2 separate regions of the Homo sapiens genome follow, and region 1 is linked to region 2. Evidence: read pairs that join two places in POLR2A ChIA-PET (ENCODE). Cell type or tissue: A673. All regions are shown on one strand. Links, peaks and the distances in the headings refer to the core of each region. The heading gives the core; the rest is flanking DNA. Region 1 has its middle 16 kb from the start of ACHE. Region 2 holds the start of MOGAT3 (monoacylglycerol O-acyltransferase 3).

What was found. ChIA-PET counts read pairs that join two places held together with the same protein. Peaks named below come from ENCODE experiments on the same cell type or tissue, not always from the same donor. Only the 100,000 strongest peaks of a DNase experiment are listed, where the experiment ranks them.
Region 1: POLR2A ChIA-PET joins it to region 2 with 13 read pairs; 2 of 35 experiments call an interaction of 5 or more read pairs at or near these places.

The regions. Positions count from the first base shown.
Region 1 is chr7:100,908,915-100,914,289 of GRCh38, reverse strand. No RefSeq gene overlaps it. Among named protein-coding and RNA genes, the nearest start is that of ACHE, 16 kb to the right of the region's middle. In A673, for the core only: no CTCF peak of the experiment used is centred there; no DNase peak of the experiment used is centred there.
Region 2 is chr7:101,200,273-101,205,647 of GRCh38, reverse strand. MOGAT3 (monoacylglycerol O-acyltransferase 3) reads left to right here and starts at 4,612. Exons shown (of 7, transcript NM_178176.4): 1 at 4,612-4,902; 2 at 5,133-5,240; 3 at 5,344-5,375. The coding sequence starts at 4,794. It also overlaps the pseudogene DGAT2L7P and the pseudogene RPSAP46. RefSeq lists enhancers at 1,846-2,652, 2,653-3,460. In A673, for the core only: no CTCF peak of the experiment used is centred there; no DNase peak of the experiment used is centred there.

The sequences.
Region 1 (5,375 bases), core at 247-5,246, 290 kb after region 2:
GGACCTAGAGCAGAGTGTAATGATGCTGTCACACACTGGCATGGCTTCCAGATTGGCTTGCACATGGCCAGAGTTTCTTTTAGGGATGGATGTGAGCAGAGAGCAAGCAGCGTACTAAGATCATAGCCTATGCAGGCAGGGAGTTCAGAAAGAAAAGTAAAAATGTCCTATGTCCATTTGTGTCTTAGGAGAGGTGAATCCATGGGCGTGACCTAGGTTTACCACCCAAGGAGTGAAGGTTTAGCGTAAGGGGTGAAGTCATCTCTAGTGTCAAGGCCCTGGGTTGGGGTGATGTCGTCTGAGATGATGGCATCTACAGCAGTGAGATTTTGGGGTGATGTTGTCTGGCATCTGGTATGTAGGATGGGGCTCCTTCTTTTTTTTTTTTTTTTTTTTGGAGGCAGGGTCTCCCTCTGTCACCCAGGCTGAAGTGCAGTGGCACTATCATGGTTCACTGTAGCCTCAACCTCCAGGGGTCAAGCAATCCTCCTGCCTCAGTCTCCAGAGTAGCTGGGACAACAGCCATTCGCCACCATGCCTGGCTAACTTTTTTTTTAATTTTTTTTGTAGAGGCAGGGGTCTCATTATGTTGCCCAGGCTGGTCTCAAACTCCTGGCCTAAAGCAATCCTCCCACCTTGGCCTCCCACAGTGCTGGTATTACAGGCGTGAGCCACCACGCCTGGCCTAGTGCATTTTTTGAAAGGTTAAAGTTAGAACCTACATTGTAGAGGCACAAAACCCAGTGTCCTTTTTTATATTTTTGTTATATGAATTTTGAATTTCCAGTTGAATCAAACTATGGAAAATATATTGTATACTAAATTTATCTGTTTATATTTATATTAAAATATTATATATGTATCATATGTATATTATATATGTATAATACATATAATGTATTACATATAATATACATATGTACATATAAGGTATACATATCTACATATATATTGTTACATATAATATACATATGTACATATAAGGTATACATATCTACATATATAATATATTGTATATAATATATACAATATATTTAACCATATATATTGTACCTCTAGGTACAAGGAGAAAATAAAAGGTGACTAGATAAATTATATATACATATATAATGTGTATAGAATATACATGTAGTATACCTATATGGTACATATAATAATATATAATGTATTATATATTAATATATATACACACATATGTGTACATATGTATATATTATACAGTAATATATGTATTATATCACATATATTATGTATGTATATTTTATATGTATATATAATTTAGTTAGTCACCTTTTATTTTCTCCCTGTACCTACAGGTTTGCTCATTAATCAATAAGTAATCTAGAGATAACATTATGTTTGCTAGACCTGGTGTTTGCTCAATACTTAAAGTTTAAAGTTCTCCTTTTTTTCTTGGACTTCTAACTTCCTGAAGCAGCAGTCTCTCTCTCTCTCTCTTTTTTTTTTTTTTTCTTGAGACAGAGTTTCACTCTTGCTGCCCAGCCTGGTGTGCAATGGCGATTACCTTCCACCACCATGCCCAGCTAATTTTTGTATTTTTAGTAGAGACGGGGTTTCACCATGTTGGTCAGGCTGGTCTCGAACTCCTGACCTCATGATCTGCCCACCTCAGCCTCCCAATGCTGGGATTACAGGCGTGAGCCACTGTGCCCGGCTTCTTTTTTTTCTTTTTTTTTCTTCCTTTACGTTTTGAGCCACCTGAAGCCTGAGTTCTTTGTCTCTGGCTGACAAGAGGGAAAGTGGGAAGAGGAAAGGCGCCCTGTGTCTCCAACCAGCAGCCTCTCTGGGGACGCCCCCCACCGCGAGATAATCAGTACCTTTTTTCCTTCTTTTTTTAAGTAAAATGTGTAGAACTACTTGTAATTCTAGGTGGCTAAAATATTTTTTTTCTTTCCTCCCTCTCTCTTTGGACGTTTACCTGACAAGCTCATGGTGGCACTGAGTAGCGTCTGTTGAGAGCAGCGAACAGTCTTTGTTCCCATGTCTTGGTCCTACTGATTATCTTTTTTTTTTTCCTTTTGGAAACAGTCTCGCTCTGTCGCCCAGGCTGGAGTGCAGTGGCACAATCTCAGCTCACTGCAACCTCCGCCTCCCGGGTTCAAGCAATTCTCCTGCCTCAGCCTCCCAAGTAGCTGGGATTACAGGCACCCACCACCACACCCAGCTAATTTTTTGTATTTTCAGTAGAGACCAGGGTTCACCATGTTGGCCAGGCTGGTCTCAAACTTCTGACCTCAGGTGATCCACCTGCCTCAGCCTCCCAAAGTGCTGGGATTACAGGCATGAGCCACCGTGCCCCGCCATCTCTTTTTTTTTTTTTTTTTTTTTTGAGACAGGGTCTCATTTTGTTACCCAGGTTGGAATGCAGTTGTGTGATCACATCTCACTGCAGCCTCAATCTTCCGGGTTCAAGCAATCCTCCTGTCTCAGCCTCCTGGGTAGCTGGGATTACAAGCATGCACCACCACACCCGGCTAATTTTTTTTATTTTTCTGTACAGAGTTTCACCATGTTGCCCAAACTGGTCTCACACTCCTGGGCTCAAGCAATCCTCCAGCCTCAGCTTCCCAGAGGGCTGGGATTACAGGCATGAGCTGCCTCGCCCAGCCTGATTATCTTGATCTAGGTATTTACTTAAGAGAAATGAACATGTATACACACACAAGTTTTGAGTGTACTAATTATAATAGCTAAAAATTAAGAAGGGAGGTTATCAGATAGTGAAGGGATAAATTTTGGTATATCCATACAATGGAATCCTCTTTGGCAATAAGAAGGAATGAAATATATGTGAACTGACTTGGAAGAATTGCAACAACATTAGGATAGTGAAAAAAGTCAAATAGTAGACAATATGACTATTCCATTTATATAAAATTCTAGAAGAGGCCAGCTGGGCGCGGGTGGGAGAGGTGCTTCTAAATTCTCACGCCAGTGAGACTCATGCCTGTAATCCCAGCACTTTGGGGACCGAGGGGGGCAGATCATTTGAGGTCAGGAGTTTGAGACCATCCTGGCCAACATGGTGAAACCCCATCTCTACTAAAAATACAAAAATTAGCCGGGCATGGTGCTGCACACCTGTAATCCCAGCTACTCGGGATGCTGAGGCAGGAGAATCACTTGACTCCCAGGAGGCGGAGGTTGCAGTGAGCCAACATCATGCCACTGCTCTCCAGCCTGGGCAACAGAGCAAGACTCTGTCTCAGAAAAAAAAAAAAAGGAAGAACCTCGTGGAGGTAGAGTAGACTGACAGTTATCAGAGTGTAGGGAGGGGGCAGTGAAGAGAGGTTGGTTGATAGCTACAAAAATACAATTAGATAGAAGAAATAGGCCGGGCACAGTGGCTCATGCCTGTAATCATAGCACTTTGGGAGGCCGAGGCGGGTGGATCACCTGAAGTCAGGAATTCAAGACCAGCCTGGCCCACATGGTGAAACCTCATCTCTACTAAAATTACAAAAATTAGCCGGGTGTGGTGGCATGTGCCTGTAATCCCAGCTATTCAGGAGGCTGAGGCAGGAGAATCGCTTGAGCTCAAGAGGCGGAGGTTGCAGTGAGCCAAGACTGCGTCATTGCACTTCAGCCTGGGTGACAGAGTGAGACTCCGCCTAAAAAAAAAAAAAAAAAAAAAAAAAGGAAATTGAAAAACAGGAAGCAAAAAACAAAGTCATCCACAATCACCAGCATTTTACAGCTTGACATTCCTTCTAGGGTCCTGGGTGTAGGCAGAACATCCAATCTCATAGGACTGAGATCACACAATACGTATTATGCTTTTTCACGCATCATGAATATTTACCCATTCAAAACCTAAAGCTATGTGAGCATTTTGGTAACCAAGAATACACATCACCAACTCAATCTGTTAAGGAAAAAAAATGTAATCCTGCTTTTCTTGAGACAAAAATTTCATAGAAGACAAAAGTGGCAATAGGCATCTAGATAAAAAGCATTGGCAGAGTTCTGATTAAAAGACTGCATTCCCTTAATGCTCAATTTAAAATAAAAACGTAGACCAGACACAGTGGCTCACTTCTGTAATCCCAGCACTTTGGGAGGCTGAGGCGGGCAGATTGCTTGAGCTCACGAGTTCGAGACCAGCCTGGGCAACATAGCAAGACCCCTTCTCTACAAAAAATGCAAAAATTAGCCCAGCGGGGTGGCACACACCTGTAGTCCCAGCTACTGGGGAGGCTGAGGTGGGAGGCTCACTTGAGCCCAGGAGTTTGAGGCTGCAGTGAGCTATGATTATGCCACTGTACTACAGCCTGGGTGACAGAGCAAGACCCTGTCCCTTAAAAAGAAAAAAATAGATTTGGGGAAAAGTAGATCTTTATAGAGCCGAACACCTTTTTATTTATTTATTTATTTATTTATTTATTTATTTTGAGACAGAGTCTCGCTGTGTTGCCCAGGCTGGAGGGCAGTGGTGCGATCTCGGCTCACTGCAACCTCTACCTCCTAGATTCAAGCAATTCTCCTGCCTCAGTCTCCCAAATAGCTGGGATTACAGGCGCCCGCCACCAGGCCCAGATAATTTTTTGTATTTTTTAGTAGAGACAGGGTTTTGCCATGTTGGCCAGGCTGGTCTTGAACTCCTAACCTCAGGTGATCCACCCACCTCGGCCTCTCAAAGTACTGGGATTACAGGCATGAGCCACCACACCCAGCCTTTTTTTTGAGACAGAGTCTCACTCTGTCACCCAGGCTGGAGTGCAGTGGTGCGATCTTGGCTCACTACAGCCTCCACCTCCCAGGTTCAAGTGATTCTCCTGCCTCAGCCTCTTGAGCAGCTGGGATTACAGGCACCTGCCATCATGCCCGGCTAATTTTTGTATTTTTAGTAGAGACGGGGTTTGGTCATGTTGGCCAGGCTGGTCTCACACTCCTGACCTCAGGTGATCCACACACCTCGGCCTCCCAAATGCTGGATTACAGGCATGAGTCACCACGCCTGGCCTTAAATTCTTACTTAAATTTATTAAACTTATTCTTATTTAAATTCTTTTATTCCTCAATTCCTTTCTATAAATTTTCATTATTTTACTTTGAAATATCTGCCAGGACTTTCAAGAATCATAATTTTGGCAACCCATATGCCAGCCTTATGTGTCTCACAATTAAAGCACAATGTTTTGAGCATTGAAAAGAACCAATATGTTGATTCACACTCACAGTTGCAAAACAAACGTGTTAGGCCATTCTTGCATTGCTATAAATGCCTAAGACTGGGTGATTTATAAAGAAAAAAAGTTTATTTGGCTCACGGTTCTGCAGGCTGTACAGGAAGCACGGTGCCAGCATTTGCTTCTGGTGAGGACCTCAGGAAGCTTCCACTTACAGGGGAAGTT
Region 2 (5,375 bases), core at 71-5,070:
GGCGTGGTGGCGGGCATCTGTAGTCCCAGCTAATCAGGAGGCTGAGGCAGGAGAATGACATGAACCCGGGAGGCAGAGCTTGCAGTGAGCTGAGATTGTGCCCCGGCACTCCAGCCTGGGCCACAGAGTGAGACTCCATCTCAAAAAAAAAAAAAGTGCATGAGAGGGCACAGACCAAAAGAGGGACTTCCCAGGCTGGGCACAGTGGCTCACACCTATAATCCCAGTACTTTCAGAGGCCAAGGCAGGCGGAGGATCACTGGAGGCCAGGAGTTCAAGACCAGCCTGGACAACATAGCGAGACCCCCCCCATCTCTACAAAAAATAAATTAGCTGGGCGCGATGGCTCACGCCTGTAATTCCAGCACTTTGGGAGGCTGAGGTGGATGGATCACCTGAAGTTGGGAGTTTGAGACCACCCTGGCCAACATGGTGAAACCCTGTCTCTACTTAAAAAATACATAATTAAGCTGGGCACGGTGGCCCATGCCTGTAATCCCAGCACTTTGGGAGGCTGAGGCGGACAGATCACGAGGTGAGGAGTTCAAGACCAGCCAGGCCAAAATGGTGAAACCGCATCTCTACTAAAAAATACAAAAATTAGCTGGGCATGGTGGCGGGCGCCTGTAATCCCGGCTACTTGGGAGGCTGAGGCAGGATAATTGCTTGAACCTGGGAGGGGGAGGTTGCAGTGAGCTGAGATCGCGCCATCACACTCCAGCCTGGGCAGCAAGAATGAAACTCCAACTCAAAAAAATAAATAAGCCGGGCTCAGTGGCTCACGCCTGTAATCCTAGCACTTTGGGAGGCCGAGGCAGGCAGGCAGATCACTTGAGGTCAGGAGTTTGAGACCAGCCTGGCCAACATGGTGAAACCCTGTCTCTACTAAAAATACAAAAATTAGCCAGGTGTGGTGGCACAGGCCTGTAATCCCAGCTACTCAGGAGGCTGAGGCAGGAGAATTGCTTGAACCTAGGAGACGGAGGCTGCAGTGAGCCAAGATCGTGCCACGGTACTCCAGCCTGGGTGACAGAGCAAGACTTCGTCTCAAAACAAAAAAACAAAACAAAAAAAGCTTTCCACGCTACCCACAGAGGGCTCCATCCGGCGTTGTTCTGGATTCCTGTTGTAACTTAAAGAGAAACTTTCACAACATCCGGAGCCCTTGATGTCCTGCAAATGAAGGAGGAAGATGTCCTTAATTTCCTTGCAGCAGGAAACCAATTAGGTGGCACCAACCTTGACTTACAGATGGAACAGTACATGTATAAAAGGAAAAGTGATGGCATCTACATCCCAAATCTGAAGAGGACCTGGGAGAAGCTTCTGCTGGCAGCTCGTGGCATTGTTGCCATTGAAAACCCCGCTGATGTCAGTGTCATACCCTCCAGAAATACTGGCCAGAGGGCCGTGCTGAAGTTTGCTGCTGCCACTGGAGCCACTCCAATCGCTGGCCGCTTCACTCCTGGAACCTTCACTAACCAGATCCAGGCAGCCTTCCGGGAGCCACGGCTTCTTGTGTTTACTGACCCCAGGGCTGATCAGCAGCCTCTCACAGAGGCATCTTATGTTAACCTACCTACCTTGCTCTGTGTCTCACAGATTCTCCTCTGCGCCATGTGGACATTGCCATCCCAAGCAACAACAAGGGAGCTCACTCAGTGGGTCTGATGTGGTGGATGCTGGCTCGGGAAGTTCTGCGCATGCGTGGCACCATTTCCTGTGAACACCCGTGGGAGGTCATGCCTGATCTCTACTTCTACAGAGATCATGAAGACATTGAAAAAGAAGAGCAGGCTGCTGCTGAAAAGGCTGTGACAAGGAGGAATTTCAGGGTGAATGGACTGCTCCGGCTCCTGAGTTCACTGCTACTCAACCTGAGGTTGCAGACTGGTCTGAAGGCGTGCAGGTGCCCTCTGTGCTATCTAGCAGTTCCCTACTGAAGACTGGAGCATTCAGCCTGCCACAGAAGACTGGTCTGCAGCTCCCACCACTCAGGCCACTGGATGGGTAGGAGCAACAACTGAATGGTCTTAAACACCTGTACTGTGAGCTCCCCCTGCCCCATCTTCCAGCCCAGGTGCACCTGGCAGCCTGGCTCTTGCATTCCTCGGCTGGGCTTGGATGCTGGCGGTCCTCTACCTGGTCTGGCTCTATTGGGATAGAAACATACCCAGGGCTGGAGCCCGCAGATCTGCCTGGGTTTGCAACTGGGCAGTTTGAGACATTTCTGTGACTACTTCCCCCTCTCAGTGAGGACCTGGGCTGTGGGGTGCTGGGTGCGGTTGGGGCTTCAGAATAGACTCTTGGGACCACCATCTCCCAAAGTGCAATCTCACCGTTGGGGTGGGGTGCGCCCGTCTGCTCCCCAGCTAGTTAAAACTGCAAAGTTGGGCACCTCCTGGAACTACCTCTTTGACTTCCACCCTCACAGGGTCCTGGTCGTGGGAGCCTTCGCCAACTTCTGCACAGAGCCCACGGGCTGCTCCTGCCTCTTCCCCAAACTCCCGCCACACCTGCTCATGCTGCCTTGTTGGTTCCATCTCCTCTTCTTCCAGGACTACATCATGTCAGGTGGTGAGAAGAGGAGGACCTTGCTGCTGTCTCCCGCCCCACCATCCTCTTCCCAGGGGACACTGGGGCCCAGCTCTCCTTTCCCCATGTCCTCTCCACTCTTCTTTCCAAGTCCCAGGCTTTGGCTGGGTGCGGTGGTTCACACCTGTAATCCCAGCACTTGGGAGGCGCAGGCGAGAGGATCGCTTAAGGCCAGGAGTTCAAGACCAGCCTGGGCAACACAGTGAAACCCCATCTCTACACAAGAAAAAACAAAAACAAAAATTTAGCCAGGTGTGGTGGTACACACCTGTGGTCCCAGCTACTGGGAGGCTTGAGGTGGGAGGGTCACTTGAGCCCTGAAGGTCAAGGATGCAGTGAACCAAGATCAGGCCACTGTACTCCAGCCTGGGCAACAGAGCAAGACTCCGTCCCTAAATAAATAAGTAAATAAGACCCAGGCGTTGGGTCCCCCAGCTTCTGCCCTCCCCCCAGGTTTGGTCTCCTTTGTCAAGGCCCCGCTGCCTCAGTGGTGGCCAGGTGGCTGTCCTGGCGTGGGAGGGCCCCTGCAGGCGCTGGAGGCAAAACCCGGACAACTGAGCTTGCCGATTCGGAATCAGAAGAGATTGGTTAAGTCAGCTCTGGAACTCGGGTGAGGACCCGAGCGTGACCCGGTGGGGACGCCCCAGGGCTGCCGGGCCGGGGAGGAGGAGAGTGGCGCCACCCGCGGACCCCGGGGCCAGGAGTCAGCCGCGCCATGCTCTCCTGCGGCCTCCCTAGTGCCTGTCTTCTCCAGGGAGAATGAGCTCTTCCAGCAGTTCCCGAACCCGCAGAGCTCGTGGGTGCAGAGGACGCAGGAGGCTCTGCGTCCGCTGCTAAGCGTGGCCCTGCAGCTGTTCCTGGGCCGCCGGGGCCTCCCGCTGCCCTTCCGCGCGCCCATCCGCACCGTAGGTGAGCCCCGGCCTCCGCCCCGCGATCCTGGCCCAGGGCCCGCTCCCTCCCCGTCCCGGGTTGGGGCCACCCAGACTGGCCTTTGGCCACCGCGCCAGCCCTGAACTCTGTTCCCGCCTATCCCCAAGGAGGAAAAGAGGAGGAGAACCGGGGATCCCAGCCCAGATCGCCTCCCGTCCCGCCCGCAGTGGGGTCGGCGATTCCCGTGCAGCAGAGCCCCCCGCCCAGTCCGGCCCAGGTGGACACGCTGCAAGCGCGCTACGTGGGGCGACTCACGCAGCTCTTCGAGGAGCACCAGGCGCGCTATGGTGTCCCCGCCGACAGACACCTGGTCCTCACGGAGGCGCGCCCCACCGCCTGGCCTCGCCTGTCCGCTGGGTGACTGCAGGTGGGGAAGTGAAATTAAAGACTGGCGGCAGGGCACGGTGGCTCACGCCTGTGATTCCAGCACTTTGGGAGGCCGAGGCGGGTGGATCACTTGAGGTCAGGAGTTCGAGACCAGCCTGGCCATCATGGTGAAACCCCATCTCTATTAAAAATCCAAAAAAAAAAAAAAAAAAAATTAGCCAGACGTGGTGGCGCGCCTGTAATCCTAGCTACTCGGGAGGCTGAGGCAGGAGAATCGTTTGAACCCGGGAGGCGGAGGTTGCAGTGAGCCGAGATCGTGCCACTGCTCTCCAGCCTGGGTGACCGAGACGTGTGAAAAAAAAAGAAAAAAAAGAAAAGAAAAGAAAAAGAAAAAAATTAAAGTGGGAAACAGACCTGCAGCCTGTGTGTGTTTGTGCATGGCGGGGGAGGTCCAGGCAGGGGTGGTGACCTTGACATTCCTGGAGATGCCCCGGACCAGGCCCTGCCCCCACCCCGACTGGAGGTCAAATAGTCTCAGCAGGGCTTCTGGCCCCTTCCAGCACCTGGGACCCAGTGGGTGGGGCTAGCCAGATCACTCTTGTCCACTCCAACATCAATTCCTGAGGCACTCGGGTGTCACCTCTCCCTTGCACACCCCTTACGCCTCCCAGCCCCACCCAGCAGCCAGCCCAGACTGGTGACTGACAGGAAGTTCAAAGATCAGGCTGAGAAAAAACCCAGAGACATCTGGGGCTCTGGATCCAAAGATCTCCCCACTCACACACCTACGGACACACGCTACTCTGGGAGGTGATTTGCGACTTAGCCAGGCCCCCAAAGCTGGGCTCCTGTAGGGAGAAAGTCTGCCCAGGTCCACATCCAAGCCTTCATCGTTTGTCCTCCGGGTTCTGGGATCCTGCTGGAAGAGGGGAGCTTCTGCAATGGGAGTTGCCACAACCCTGCAGCCCCCAACCACTTCCAAAACCTTGCAGAAGCAGCATCTAGAAGCAGTGGGCGCCTACCAATATGTGCTCACTTTCCTCTTCATGGGTGAGAGCTGGGGAGGCGTGGGTGCCTGGGGTCTGCCAGGGGAGTAGGGCTTGGAGGGAGAGTGGCTGGGCTGCTGGCTTGCATGCCTGAGGACAGTGACCAGGTGACTGGTCTGGGAGAGGGCCAGAGGAGAGAGCTGGTTGTTCTGAAGGGGAGGAAGGGAAGGGAGCAGCTGGAGGGAATGATGGAGTTTCAGAAGTGAACTCTTTTCTTTCTCTCCCTTCCCCCAGGCCCTTTCTTCTCCCTTCTTGTCTTTGTCCTCCTCTTCACGTCACTCTGGCCCTTCTCTGTTTTTTACTTGGTGTGGCTCTATGTGGACTGGGACACACCCAACCAAGGTGAGCTCCGGATGGGGGCCCAGGTAGCCAGAGATGGTGGGGACATGGGGGGTGAGGGGAGGTGACTCCGGGGGTTCGTCCACCAGTATCTCATTGTCCGCAGGTGGAAGGCGTTCGGAGTGGATAAGGAACCGG